2 separate regions of the Homo sapiens genome follow, and region 2 is linked to region 1. The links are chromatin contacts, found by Hi-C or POLR2A ChIA-PET in ENCODE. All regions are on one chromosome and are shown on one strand. The core of a region is the stretch at or near the end of the contact, and the rest is flanking DNA. Distances in the headings are between cores, read along the strand shown.

What was found. Hi-C counts contacts between places; a loop is a spot of excess contacts on that map. ChIA-PET counts read pairs that join two places held with the same protein, here RNA polymerase II (POLR2A). Pooled maps may share reads with other maps.
Region 2: a pooled map shows a loop between it and region 1 (2.7-fold over the local background). The contact joins two enhancer-like sites. A Hi-C loop is called at or near these places in 2 of 168 maps with a recorded cell type or tissue (PC-9 and Right ventricle myocardium superior) and 11 of 50 pooled maps. POLR2A ChIA-PET finds 5 or more read pairs at or near these places in 2 of 52 experiments (BJ and activated T-cell).

What each region holds. Positions count from the first base shown.
Region 1 is chr3:16,284,408-16,291,507 of GRCh38, reverse strand. OXNAD1 (oxidoreductase NAD binding domain containing 1) reads right to left here. Exons shown (of 9, transcript NM_138381.5): 5 at 5,060-5,166. Among named protein-coding and RNA genes, the nearest start is that of OXNAD1, 23 kb to the right of the region's middle. RefSeq lists a silencer at 5,108-5,247. Within about 2 kb of position 5,192, at least 5 of the 41 ENCODE cell types and tissues checked have a DNase peak (open chromatin) inside an H3K27ac peak, as active enhancers do.
Region 2 is chr3:17,018,260-17,025,047 of GRCh38, reverse strand. All of the region lies in intron 3 of PLCL2 (phospholipase C like 2), which reads right to left. Among named protein-coding and RNA genes, the nearest start is that of PLCL2-AS1, 33 kb to the left of the region's middle. RefSeq lists enhancers at 1,649-1,728, 1,799-2,018. Within about 2 kb of position 1,912, at least 3 of the 41 ENCODE cell types and tissues checked have a DNase peak (open chromatin) inside an H3K27ac peak, as active enhancers do.

The DNA.
Region 1 (7,100 bases), core at 3,943-6,442:
GTATGATTCTGCTGGTATAAAATGTCTATAAGAGACAAATCCATAGAGACAAAATAGATTAGTGGTCATCTAAGCCGGGCAGGAGGATAGGGAATGAATAAGAATCATTACAGAGTTTCTTTCTGGGATAAAAATGTTCTAAATGTGATTGTGCTGATAGCTGCACAACTCTGTTAATATACTAAAACCTCTGAATTGTACACTTTAAATGTTTGAATTTTATATGAATATATCTCAACATAACAGTCTTTTTAAGTTTTAAAAAGTATGAAAAAAGGGTCAAGAAAAGCAACAAAAACTCTCCCACTAGTATTTGACAGACTTAATAGGCCGATATGGCCTCTGAGTTACACAAGTCTTAACGTTTCCTTCTTTTCTTCTAACCACATCCTGTAGTCTAGAACTCCTGGGTTTCAAGCTTTCAATAATTCTATGCCACAGAAACCCTTTTTTGGTGAGGATTCTAGGAAATGCAATAAACCTAGTCACATACCAAGAAAAATGTATTGGAACACAGAACCACAAAAAATTCTCATCCCCATATCTGGGAAACATAAACATCCAATCTAGGTGTTTCACAGCCATCACAAGAGCAAAAAGTATCATCCTTCCCCAGTTGCTTACCTACATACAGGCCTAAAAGAAAAGCAAAAGATGTTCTCTAATCTGATCTATGACCTTAAAAAAATATTCTCCTGCAGTCTATGGCCTTACATTTCCAGTCATTTATTATAAGTGTTTAAAAACCAGTTCTGGATTGGAAGTGCTCCAGAAAAGGTCTTTGGCCAACTTTAACCTATTTTCACTTGACTCTTTTCCATGAGTACTTTAACTTTCTTTTCATTTCTGACAAGATAAAAATTTAAAAGACTATCGTTAGCATTTGTTAACACAGTTGCTATATGCTATCACAGAGGAGGTATACAAAAATCTCCATTATTTCCATGTTTAAAAAATAAATACATTAATAAGCTACTTTTGCTGCTTCATCTCCTGAACTACAGTGCCCTCTGCTGCTCAATGCTGATGAAGGCCATTCTCTCAGTTGAATGAAAGGGAACCAACCCTCTTCTCTAGTAACTCTGGAAAGCTACCTTTGGAAAAAAAGGACTCCTTCATTAAAAAATACAGAAGAATTTAAGTTACATAAAAACTTCATCTGAATGGATTTAAGAAAATATGCACAATACATATTTCATAAAACATCTGTCCAAGAAAGAATTATACCTTAAACACACACCTTTAAAAATGTCCTTTGCAGGATGAGCACTCTTGGAGCCATGAGTTAAAGCCCTTACTATATACCCAATGAGTGAGTGTATGCAGAAGGAGCCTAGGTGCGCGGTGAAGCAGTGGATGTCCACATCCAACCATGACACACCAGGCAGCCAGGTCCTGTCCACAAAGGGAGCCCCAGTGCCAAGCACACAGCAGCTATACTATGAGATCCCAGAACTCTTTAGTCCTTGCCTACAGTTCTCAGAGCCCCTCACTCATTCACTTAATGCAAACATCTAAGAGAGCACCTGCCTACCATATACAGGCACTGTGGTACTTGCTGGAGGTACAAAGATGCACATATGTCTTAGTTGCTGCCCTCAATGAACCCACTCTAAGAGGAGGAAAATTAACAAATACATACAATTAAATGGGCAATGATAAAATCTGCTTAGCGTAGCGAGGCAAGGCAGAGGAAGGAGGAGTCAATTCTACCAGGAGTACAGGAATTAAGAAAGACTTCACAGAAGAGATGCCCTTTAAACAGTCTTAAAAGACACACAATGCTTACCAGATGAGTAATGGGGGAGGACACAGTTTGAAAAAGATGCCAAGGAATACAGTGCTATGTTATGTGCAGTCCTGTGAGAATCAGGGCTGCCACACATGCTTGTGTAGGTTGCAAGGATATTATCTATCTACAGTGTGGCAGCCCTGCTCAAGGGTAGGTATAAAGTCTTATTTCTCTAATCTTGCTCCTCCAGTGTTTCTTCTTGGTGTCCTCTTTCTCTCAGCAGGGCTCAAAGTTGCTTTCTAGCATCTAAACTTATGTTATCTTGTAGAAAGTCAGACACACTAGGACCAGGAATTCCCTCCACTCTGTGAAAATGCTTTGGCCTTACTTCCCCTCAGGAGGCAAGCTATACCCAGCCAAGTGTGGATTGAGTACTGACTGGGGCATCAGTGGTGACATGGTGGTGATAAGCCCCCACTCCTGCCTGGCCTGCCACTCTTCCAATCAACAGCTTCAGTGCAGGGAAACTGACCAAGGAGATAAGAATTGGAATCTGTCCCCTGGGCCTTATCAGCACATATGATCTAACTGAATGAAATACTTATTAGCAATAACAAAAGCTAAAATCAAACAAATGAAGTTAACAGTAGGCATTATGCTAAACACTTTAAATATCCCAAAACGTAGGAATACTACTGCTCCCTCTTTGAAGATATGAGAACTGAAGCCCAGACAAATAAGGAAACTGACCACATCACAGAGCTGGCTGGTAGAAAGCAAGCATGTGAGCTGAGCAGTCTCCAGGGCACTAGGCGACAATACACTGCTACCCACAGTAGCATAACCAATGCCAGAGGCAGGCAGTGAGCACCACAGCCAAATGTGAATCTAGAAACTCAGGGCAGCTGCACACTGTGTGAGGACCAGTGGTGGCATGCTCCAGACCCAAGAGTGAGTGCCAAGCTTTCCACCCCAAGGGAGGAGGAATTCTGGTCAAGGGCAGGCCTCACCAAGGAGCTAGCAAGTGGTAGGCCTACTAGTAAGATGAACCAAGAAGTTCAACCCTGCTCATGTGAGAGATGTTTTGAGGTGGTTCTGCCTTTGGCCTTTCTCTCGGGATTGGATTGCTACAGTTCTTGGAACTGGTTTATTGCTACAGGAACCAGCCCTCTCTGCAAGGCCCAGTAAGAATACAGTGTAGTGCAAAAAGAGCCCCTTGAGGCCTATATCTGATCTATGCTGAAGGTGTCTACATGGGGATCTGTGGCCAAAGCTCCAGCTAGTCACAGACAACATTCATTTATTTAGTTAGAGTTGTGCCTGGAACCTCATTCTCAGAGTTTGGTAGGTGTCAGAGGAAGCCACTGGTCAAAAATTCAGAGATGTGGAATCACGGCCCAATCTCTTACCCCAAAGATAAGCCCAACAGCAACCCTCTCCTTGATTTCTAGCAGCTCTCCAGTCTGATAATCCTACCTACACAAACTGCATGGCAGCCACATCCTCACTTCCTATCCCTAATCCTTGCCCTCTTCTCCAAAGTACCACATGGCTGTTACTACCAAGCTGATGGTCTGAGACAGCCTAGAGCACAAAGCCATTCAAGCAACAGCATGGAAGGGACAGACACCGCCAACCTCAGCAAAATGGCCATTCTGTGACCATAAGGTCAAATATCAAAAGGAACTCACAACCCCTAGAACCATAAATCAATGGTAAGGGTAAAATTTGTTGAAAGAGGAGGGCCCAGGGGCCTGGAATGAATGCTGATCAACACCTGGGAGGGAAAGCGTCACACACTACCAGCCAGTGATCCTTACCCGCCAAGTCCGACCTCCGAAGAAGTCTGACAGGCACATACGAAAACCAGGCCTAAATTCAGTGAAATGGCCAAATCCATTCATTGGGATGGTATACATGACACCAATCCCAAATCATTTCATCTTGAGAATCACAGTAGGACTCTATTTCTACAAATATCACTAGGGAATGAGGACATTTTCTTATCAGGTAACTGAGGTTAGCAAGTGCATTACACTTGCAGGCACACCACGGTGGCAGCACAATAACCAATGCACAGGCTTTTCCTAACCAGGAGGCTGGGTCTGAGTCTTGGCAGGATTCAGAGTTGAAGGCACGGAGACAGTGCTTTGCACAGGACACAAACATTTCCACAGAAAGGAAATATGGAAAACAGATCATTACAATTAAAGTTTCCACTTTTCAATATAATGACTGCTAAACCATTTTTGAAGGGTAAATATGTTGCCCGCCCCCTAAAACAGGCAAAATGCATTTAATGTGTATCATCGAACATGTGCAAAGATTGCAGTAAATTGCTTCACAAACCCAAATTATTGCAATCAGCATCTTGTTTTCTAGTTCTAAATTCAAAGGCAAACTATTAACACACAAGACTGCTAACTCTTGCTATTATCACACTTGCTATTATCACACATCCTCCTTCTAACAAAACCACATTTCCAGATGGACTGCCAAAATTAGTCAAGTGACTCCTAAGAAACACTATCAAGACTGACATGCCAGAAATCCATTTAGAAATGAATGCTTTATTAAAATAAAGGACACACACACCCAAACACACCTTTCCTAGGGAAATTCAAGTTGCTTTCCTTACAATTGAACTTGAATTGAAGCTCAGGGAGGCCCCATTCGGAGGAAATGTTACCCAGTCAGCATGCTGATCAGTCCCGAGTCAAATGGGACAGACTTATGATTTGTGTGGGGGTTCTGGGGAGCTGGGCCTGACTGGGGAATCCTGATAACAAATTAGGCAAAGTATTTAAATTCAACCCAAATAAGGTACATATGATAGACAAATTCAGTCAAGAGGGTAGTGAGCCCTGTGATGACATCACTAGTTCCTCTTCTCTTCAGGATACTTTGTTTACTCTGCATTGGACACGAAGAAGACTACTTTTAAAAAACCTATGAATCTCCTGCAACACGTAACTCAAGGAGATTAGATTACTGAAGTGCATTCTGTTAGCAACCATTCCTGAAGAGTCTAATTATCAGAGCTGTCAGTTCCATGGGCCAGAACTAGCTTTGTTTGAATGTGGAAAACACAAGACAGCAATTTTCATATACGACTGAGGGAGCCACGGGCTCAAAACCCAAGTGGGCTCTGAGGCCAGAAAAGGAATCAGATCCTCTGTGCCAACAAAGGCTCACCCTGAGCAGATATGATTTAGAATTCCTCTTCCTCAAGGGAATGGCTAGCCTTTTCCAGGAGAAAAAATAATACCTTCTATCTGATGGCACCTTCTTGAACATACATACATGGAACACAGAAAAGTCACTTACCACTGGCCAGCTTTAAAGGAAAAGTCTTGATCAGCAACAAGCAAGCGGAGGCTCTTCACTGACGGTGACTCACTGGCAGCTCCACACACCTTAGCTGCTGACACAATCTAAAACCAAAAGATGAACTGTGGCTGAGGTTAGTGCGTACACAGCACAAGGGACAAATGGTGGCATCCTGAGAACTAAGGTTTTTGAAACCTACAAAGATGTGGTTTTTGAAAATTGCCAAACAAGGTAAAACACACTTTGCTTTAGTTCAGCCTACCACCATGTGAATACATTTTAATTAACTTTTTTTTGAGAGACTTGCTATCATACTAATTTAATTTTATCCTACATTCAAAAATCATCTATTCAAGGGATCTTTTAACCGGCATTTATCTGATGAGTATCCACAATGTGCTGTGCACTGGGCTAGGCACTCTGGGAAGAGCTCAGGGAATTGGAACTCTGTAAACAAGCCAGGGTCTTATCAAGGAGCTGCCGTTAAATTCTCCATCAGCACTGGGCAAAGTGAGGCCCACTCTTGCTTCTGGGGGTGTAAGGAGCCCACAAAGAGCTAATTTCAGAAATCAAAAGCAGGCACTTAGAAACTTTTAACAATTTCACAGAACAATCTTGTGCCTATTGAGTCTAGTAACAGAAAACAAAATGGGTTTGCATTCTTCATGTCTTTGTTTTTAATTAATTTTCAAATTCATTTTTTATCACACGATATTTTATAAAATGGAAACAGATCACAATCTTAACAATAAAAAGAGCCCTTCCCTACAGATAATTTGAGAAGCACTATTTTTACATGATGTATCTGATTTCTGGAAAGCCTTGAATAGGTTTGACTCGGGAGCTATGCAGGTATGTGCCATTCATGGCTCAACACCCCTCAAATTCAAAAGGTATCTATTTCCTTTATTCTTTCATCTGCTTTGTGTTTCTTTGTCCTGTAAGCCTGGGACATCTTCACAAGCAAAGAAAAAAGACAACATGACTCTTTCCTTCCTCAACCTTCTATGTCTGTTCATCTTTACTTGTGGCAGCAAATCAGCAACTAACCAAAATATAGCCCTCTCCTTGGAAAGTGTGACCTTCACAGCTCCACCAAAGGGTGCTTTGGAAATCTGTCAAGGTCAATGAACGTCCCATCCTAATGCTAGCTCATGCAGGCCCTCTACTCCAATAGGACTACTAAATCTCATCAAACTATTAGTGGAGACCATTTTCAAAAATCCACTGGATAATTCTCATGATGGATGGTGGTCTCTCTCACCACCTCAAAGTATCTTCTAGTATTATCTACCTTTCTCTCCCTCCTGCAAAATACCTAACCTTTCTTTCTCCATATTTTTGTCAACCCTCTCTTGCTCCTCTCCTAAAAATCAACTGGGGTAATTTTCCATTACTGACCCTCTACCTGCACTCTTGGTCCTAGTCCTGCCTACTCTCTCAGAAACACTGCTCCATCAGCAACCACCAGCCCTTTCCTTCATGTTCAATTTTCCTCCCTTTAGTACATTCCTGTTTCATCAAAGATTACATCTAATGCCATTTGCAATTCAAAGCAATTCAGCAACAAAATAAAGTAAGCAGCAGAATATGGCTGTTAACAGCATGGGCTCTGCAGCTGGACTGCCTGGTATTTAGTCCTGGCTCTACCGCTTACCAGCTGTGTGACTCTGGGCAAGTTACCTAGCCCTCCTCAGCTATAAAATGAGAATAATACCACCTATACCTCATAGGGTTGCTGGGAGGATTAAATGAGATAATACTGACAAAAGTACTTACAATGCTGCTGGCCCACAGAACTCATTAATGTTGGTTATAATGTACAGTCATGTGCTGTGCAACGACATTTTGGTCAACGACAAAGCACATATACAAGGTGATCCCATAATACCAGATTTTTACTATTTTTCTATGTTTAGACACACAAATATTGTGTTACAAACGCCTGAAATATTCAGTACAGTAACATGCATATAGGTTTGTCCTCTAGGAACAATAGGCTATACCATTTAGCCTAAGTGTGTAGTAGGCTATCCCC
Region 2 (6,788 bases), core at 663-3,162, 740 kb before region 1:
CAACAGTAAAGGTGTATATCCCGTGCCCTCCAATAGGGTGTGGCTCAAGGAGTACTTGGGGTTTCAAACGGGGCCCACACTCATGAAGCGCCCAGGTTTCTATCACTAGTCTCCATAAACATATGGATGAAGATGAACACATCTGTTTTTCTTTCAAAGTAGCCAGCACAAGCTGGCACAGCCGCCTCTGTGCCCACAGCACAGATTGAAGGATCAAGGAGCAACATGGGTCTCCTCTGGGTCCCAAGTAATAGGGAGCAGGAGGCTCCCAGCTCAAAGGGAGAAGGAGGCTGAATGCATTAATGAGCTATGAGTCACATGTTCTAGGTCAGCTAGTCTTCATTTTCGTCAATCTGAAAAGATTTGGAACTCACAAACTGCATAAAGACATACAAATTACCACACATGGAAAGCCAATTAAGCTCTTTGTTTCTTTGATCATTGCTTTTCTGTTTGAATTTCCACAAAGAGGACAATCACAATCCACAAAACTGAATGTAGAGACAATACTATTCTGTGCATACTACAAAAATAATTACACAATTTAAGATACTGCACAGATCCTAGATGCTATAAAAACTTTTTTTAAAAAGGGCTTTATACTATTGCCAGTAGTGTTTGATGCACGTTTCAACAGTAAATAAAAAATCTTGATGCTGGAAAGATTCAATTGCTAGAAGAAAATAGACATGAAGTGTATGTTCTTAAAGATATTCCTCTCACACTTCACCCTCCTTTTTCTCTCTCTTGGCAATTATTAGGCTTAACTCAAATTCTTCATCAATCTCAACACACCAAAGGGATGCCACTTTTCCAGGATGCTCTACGAAAAAATGTTATTCACCTAACAAAAATAGTCAAGGTAACAGAGCAATTTGGCTCCACTGTTCTTGATGATCACAATATAATCCTTCCAGCTGGCTTAGTTCTTAAAGTTATCACATCATACTTCTAACTCTACCTCTTGGACCCTCCCAGAAATACCTAGGCCTTTCTCTGGGAGATATTTCAGGAAGAATGTCTTTAAGGCAAACCAGAGGATGAACTGCAGCAGAGAGGGAAAGGCTGCAGGCTGGGTGGCTTCAACAGTCTCACAAGTGTGATGGGGATGGTGTCAATAAGTTATTTCTTTTCACAGATGCTGCCATAGTTAATGAATCATGTTTTCCCTGGAGCTTTCCACCTATTCAAAGGACAAGTTTCAGAGCTTGGATGAGGAGCAACTATCTTATGAACACAGAGACATTTGTCAGTTTTAAAGGTCAAATTAGATTTTTGCTCAGGTTCCCACCAAAATGATAGACTTGAAAATCAGGATTTATCAAACTATGTTCTAAATTATTTCAACATATCGAGTGTATTAGTCTGTTTTCATGCTGCTGATAAAGACATACCCGAGACTGGGAATAAAAGGAGGATTAATATGACTTACAGTTCCACATGGCTGGGGAGGTCTCACAATCATGGCAGAAGGTGAAAGGCATTTCTTACATGGTGGTGGCAAGAGAGAATAAGAAAGAAGCAAAGTGGAAATCCCTGATAAACCCATCAGGTTTCATGAGACTTATTCACTATCACAAGAATAGCACAGGAAAGACTGGCCCCCATGATTCAACTACCTCCCCCTGGGTCCCTCCCACAACACGGGGGAATTCTGGGAGATACAATTCAAGTTGAGATTTGGGTGGGGACACAGCCAAACCATATCATGGGGAAACAACCCGTAGATCACAGAGTGTTATCCCCTAAGGTGGAGGAGACTTCCTTCCAAATACAAAGGTTGAGCCAAGGGAATTGCAGCTCTGAGGCAGGAGGAAAGGAGCTGGCTCTTGCAGCTTTCTTGACGAGAGAACAGAGAGGAGGAAATAACGCCTCTTGCAGTATTGAGTGACTCATGTTGGAGCTGGGAAATCCCCCCACTATGTACCCACCTCGAGGTGAATAGAAAGTGGAGGAGAGGATGGTGGCTTTAGATGTTTAGACATTCTTTGCCAAGAACACAAAAAGAAGGGTTTGCAACCACACCCTCTCCAAGCAACCACTGGCCACTTTGTGAAGGAAGAGGGGGAAAGAGAGAAAGTCAGAGAGACTGAGCATTTTACCTAAAGAGCTTAGCATTTACAGTCCAAAACGAATAACGTAATGAATGCAATAGATGAAGTTTACCAACAGAATTAAAATCCAGGGACATCTACCTCCCTCATAAGAGAGGTAAGAAAGTTACATTTTCTTTTTCACCTGGGATGAGTATGAAGCTTGAACTCAAACTCTGCCATACAGCATAAGGTGATTAAAGGCTCAACTAGAATTAGGGCCACAGAAATGAGAAGTCAGCCAGCATTGCCTCCTCCACTCAATTAAAGTTTATTTATTCAAAGTCTAGTAATGACAAAAAGTTTACTGAATAAATGGGGATAAGGAAGCTAAGTGCTTCCTCGCAGCTTTGGAAACTGCCAGTTGACCAAAAGAACTGTGTATATTATCTCCAGAGCACTAACAGAATTTTAAAGATACATAAAATCCTTTTCTTTCTTTCTTTCTTTTTTTTAAATTTCCTGTAAGGGTCCTTGACAGAGAGAAGAACTTAGCAAAGAACTTAGGAGGCACCTTCAGCCACTGCAGAAACACAGAGAAACTATCGAAAAAGTATCAAAAATAAGCCTTGAAGAAATTATACAGGAGCAAAATCCAATATTCGATGTGGAATTTGATGGGAACATAGGAAGTAACTCCTCTACTTTTGCATAGGAAGAAAAAAGACTACAGTACTTCGAATATCTTAGTTTTATAAAAAATGTAGTAGTATTCTTTTGCGTAAAGCATAGGTTTACAAAGAAGTTCCCTAACTTTTCTTGAGCTTTGGGTTTCAGATATATTCATATTTTCTACCAGATTCAGGGAACTAAAGTGTTTGAAAAATTAGCAATCTGCCTTTGCCCCTTTAAAAAACAATAAAAATGCTCTAAACAGAAAAGTAAAACCATGGAGACCCTATCAAATACATGGCCCTAAACCACTGCCCCCTAACAGTTCTCTAGGTGGTGATGGCTCAAATGAAATCTACCCAGGAACTGAAGTGATGCTAACAGCCGGGTCCCATTTCTCATTCACCAATAGGGCTGGATGGCACCCCAGCTCTTGTTTCCTTGCTTACTTTGCAATTTTAAATCAGACTGTTAGTATGTCAGATGACATAGTAGCTTGCTTAATAGCATTTATCATTTCTTGTCTGAGGACATCATCTGACAACATGTTGAAATCTATTAAAGTCATCCTCCCAGAGAGTTTAGAGATGGATATCCAACTTAATGGATAAAAGCTGCTCTGTGATGCTATGTGATTAAGTCTCTTTCAAGCAGACTGCCATCCCCTAAAGTGCTACTCTTTCCTCAACTGTTCCTTGCTTAGTATCTGGGGTGTGTGTGTGTGTGTGTGTGTGTGTGTGTGTGTGTAAGAATACTTTAAGAATATGTGTTCCTCAGTGGTTTCTGTGGAGACATGTTAAGCTAGAAAACTGGATCAGAAGGAAAATCTTACAATTACCACCACTTACATGCTTGAAGCACAATCTCCCAAAGGTTTCTCAATCTCCCAGCTCCCGATCACTGTGTGGTGGCCTGGTACTTCTCATCTGATAATACATGTGATGTTACCAGCACACTGTATCGTTTAAACATTTATTTTCACTTCCACTGGCTTGGTAACTTGAACCATTACAAAATGGCTCATCAATGGTTTTGATGATTTCAGAGAAACTGATTTTGGAAACATTGGCTGGACCTCTCCAGTCATCAGATTAAACAACAGCCTTTGGGTTTCAAATCATCACTCTGTAGGATGCATCTACCTTTCCCAAAACTCCCTTCCACCCTCCCTTCCTTCTTTCATTCATTTTTAGCTTATTCTTATCCCAAAGCACAATATTCCATCTGGTCTTTTTTCTACAGTTATAAAAGTTGGTAGTGTCGACAACTCTAATTAAAAGAAGCTTTTAATGACTGAGGCAGGAGAGTGATAAAAGAAGCCACAAAGGAGATGGGGATCAATAGTAACCTTATTACAGATCATCTCTGGCTTGGTCCAAACCAGCAGACTCCATTAATTATGAAGTGTGATTTATCTCTTCACTGAATTAAGAAGTAACAAGAAAAAGTATATGACACCATACCAACAACTTAACCCAGAATGTTCATGATGCTGCATGTCAACTGCCAACATTTCTGTGTAAGGAAAAAAACCTTCATTTCACATATTTTATTTAAATAACCTTGTTTTATTTAAGAAATATTTAAAGTCATGTGTTAGAAGAGACTACTCAGCAACTTAAATAAAAACACTCAGAGAGAGCAAATAATATCCTCCCAGACAAAGCATCTTGTTCTTCCCTTTAAAAAGTACTATTTTCTACTGGGGAAATGGATTCCTCAGAGTATGCTTTCTTAATTAAACCTGAAGGCAATTAAAATCAAGACTTTTGTGAAGTTGCAAAAAAAAATGACTGAAAAAATTAATTTCAAAGGGAAAGTACAGAGAATGGAACTGCAATGACAAGAATGAATTCACGTATAATCTCTGAACAGGTGGGGCTGCCCATTTGCTGTGTATGTGAACCACCGTACTGCCTGTAAGAGAGAGATGGGCTTCATTTTCTTTATTTTTTTCCTCTTCTCTCCTTTTTCCTCTCTACAACTTCAATTTAATTACAATGACTAAAGCATAGTCCATGACAGAAAAACTGCAGCAAAATTAACAAAAAACTTTAGAAAAGAACTTACTTTTTATGTAATACGTCACAAAATATTTAAATTTTCAATGTTTTCTCTCTATAGAGGAAGAATGTTGACTCCTTGGTCTCTATATGTTAGTACAGGTCTCATAACAATTTTAAACATTCAAGTTTAAAACAGGTGGTAAATCTGCATCTAATAAAGATAGCTAGAGAATGGAATTATCACTCTCAACATAAAAAGAATAGTAAAAGTCACTTCAGTTTAAAAAGATGATGAATTAGATCACTTACATTGATGGGGGAGAGGAGATGCACCGAAATGCCAGTGCAAATCCATTCTTAAAAACACTGTGTACTATGAAGAGTATCCAGATATTCCCTAGAATCTCTTAAACTCAGGTTACATATTCCTTATTTTCTCTTACCAGCCCTTAATTACATGAGCGAACAAGCTCAATCTTGATCTTGATTGTCAATAGTGGGTGTATTCAAGCTCATTTATATATATTTTAAGTAAAATAAACTTTTGTTTTCTGAAATTATAAACAATGTGTTCAGACATTTATGATTGCATTTCTTTGAGTGGGATTTGATCTACTGATTACAGTTTTCTTTATTTTAAGTGCATTAAATCTGCCTTTTAATATATGTGAAAATGCAAAATGAAGAATTTTCTATCTTTATGGGGCACAAGAACAAAAAATAAGGTGCCTGTGACTTCAAGAGCCCCACATGAATAACTGTATATTATTATTATTACAGTTACTTGGGCTTTATTGCTACATTGATCATTCATCTACACATTCTATACAGTTAATTTTTCTGATCTGGATTGCAGAAAAAAATTGGACAGAGATACCACTTGGGTGCCAACCCCGGTTCTGCCATTAATTTGTTGTGCTACAGGGTTTCCATTTTCTCACGTGCAAAATAAAGGTGCTCAATAGGTGGTCTCTGAGTTCTATTTCACTCCAAGCCTCCCAGAGTCCATAATGCCTAATTCTGAGCATAGCCCTTTGCTCAAAAATGTGCAAGGACTCCCTACTATTTGTTACAGTCCAAGCCTGGATTTCCCAGAATATGTGCTTGAGCATATTTCACCTGTGAGCATGTTTCACCCTACGAACTCATCTTGCAATAGCCTCCTCTTTACCAGTTGAATTCCAACTCATTCTTACAGGTCTAGTTCAAGGCCGATGTTTCACTGAAGTCTTCCTAATCTCTGAACCTGAAACTAACCATTCTCTCCTTTGAAGATTCAAATAATTCATTTATATATTTTAAAATATCTATTTACTATCTATTGTCTATCATCTTATCAGTTATCTATAAACATACTGCAGCATCTCTTCAACTAAATTATAAGCTCCTCAAAGGAAAAAAAAAGTCTTTTTCATCTTTATATTACCTCATGTTGCCTACAATAGTCACTGGTACACAGTAGGCACTCAATAAATACTTGCTGTTGATGAGTGAGCAGTGCACGTGCTAAGAGCTTATAAATGGGTGTTGAATTCATCACCAAAAATACAGTAACTTATTTTGTATCTGTTTTATTGAAATAAACCAATTAAATTTCTATTATATGCCACTTCAAAACAACCAAACGTGACATCTTTAAAGCAAATCAATTATTTGGTTCAAAAGTTTGACCCTCTGACTTTATGGTCATGATGTATGATATAATCATGTATGCTGTCCAATGCAATAAATAAGGGGTTGTGGGCAAAAGCCCAACCACATGGCTTAATAATGGAGCCCAGGCCCCATCTGTTGAAAAAAAGTAGATAGGTATGAAAAAAGGGACTCAAGGGTCACTTCCATTAAGAGAGGCAGAGAGGACAAGCTGACTGGAGGAAGATGAGCCCTCACAGGTTGAGCCCCAAAATCATGGGATGAAGTACTTAAGGACACTGAGCTTAAGGGGACAAAGACGCCTCATTTAAATGCCCTGTAAGCCTCCATTTGCATGAGGCCCCCTTCCAGCCCTGCTACAATTTCCCTACCTAGGGTTGCTATGTGCAGCTTTTGTGCTCTAGGTTCTAGCAGGAGAGGACTC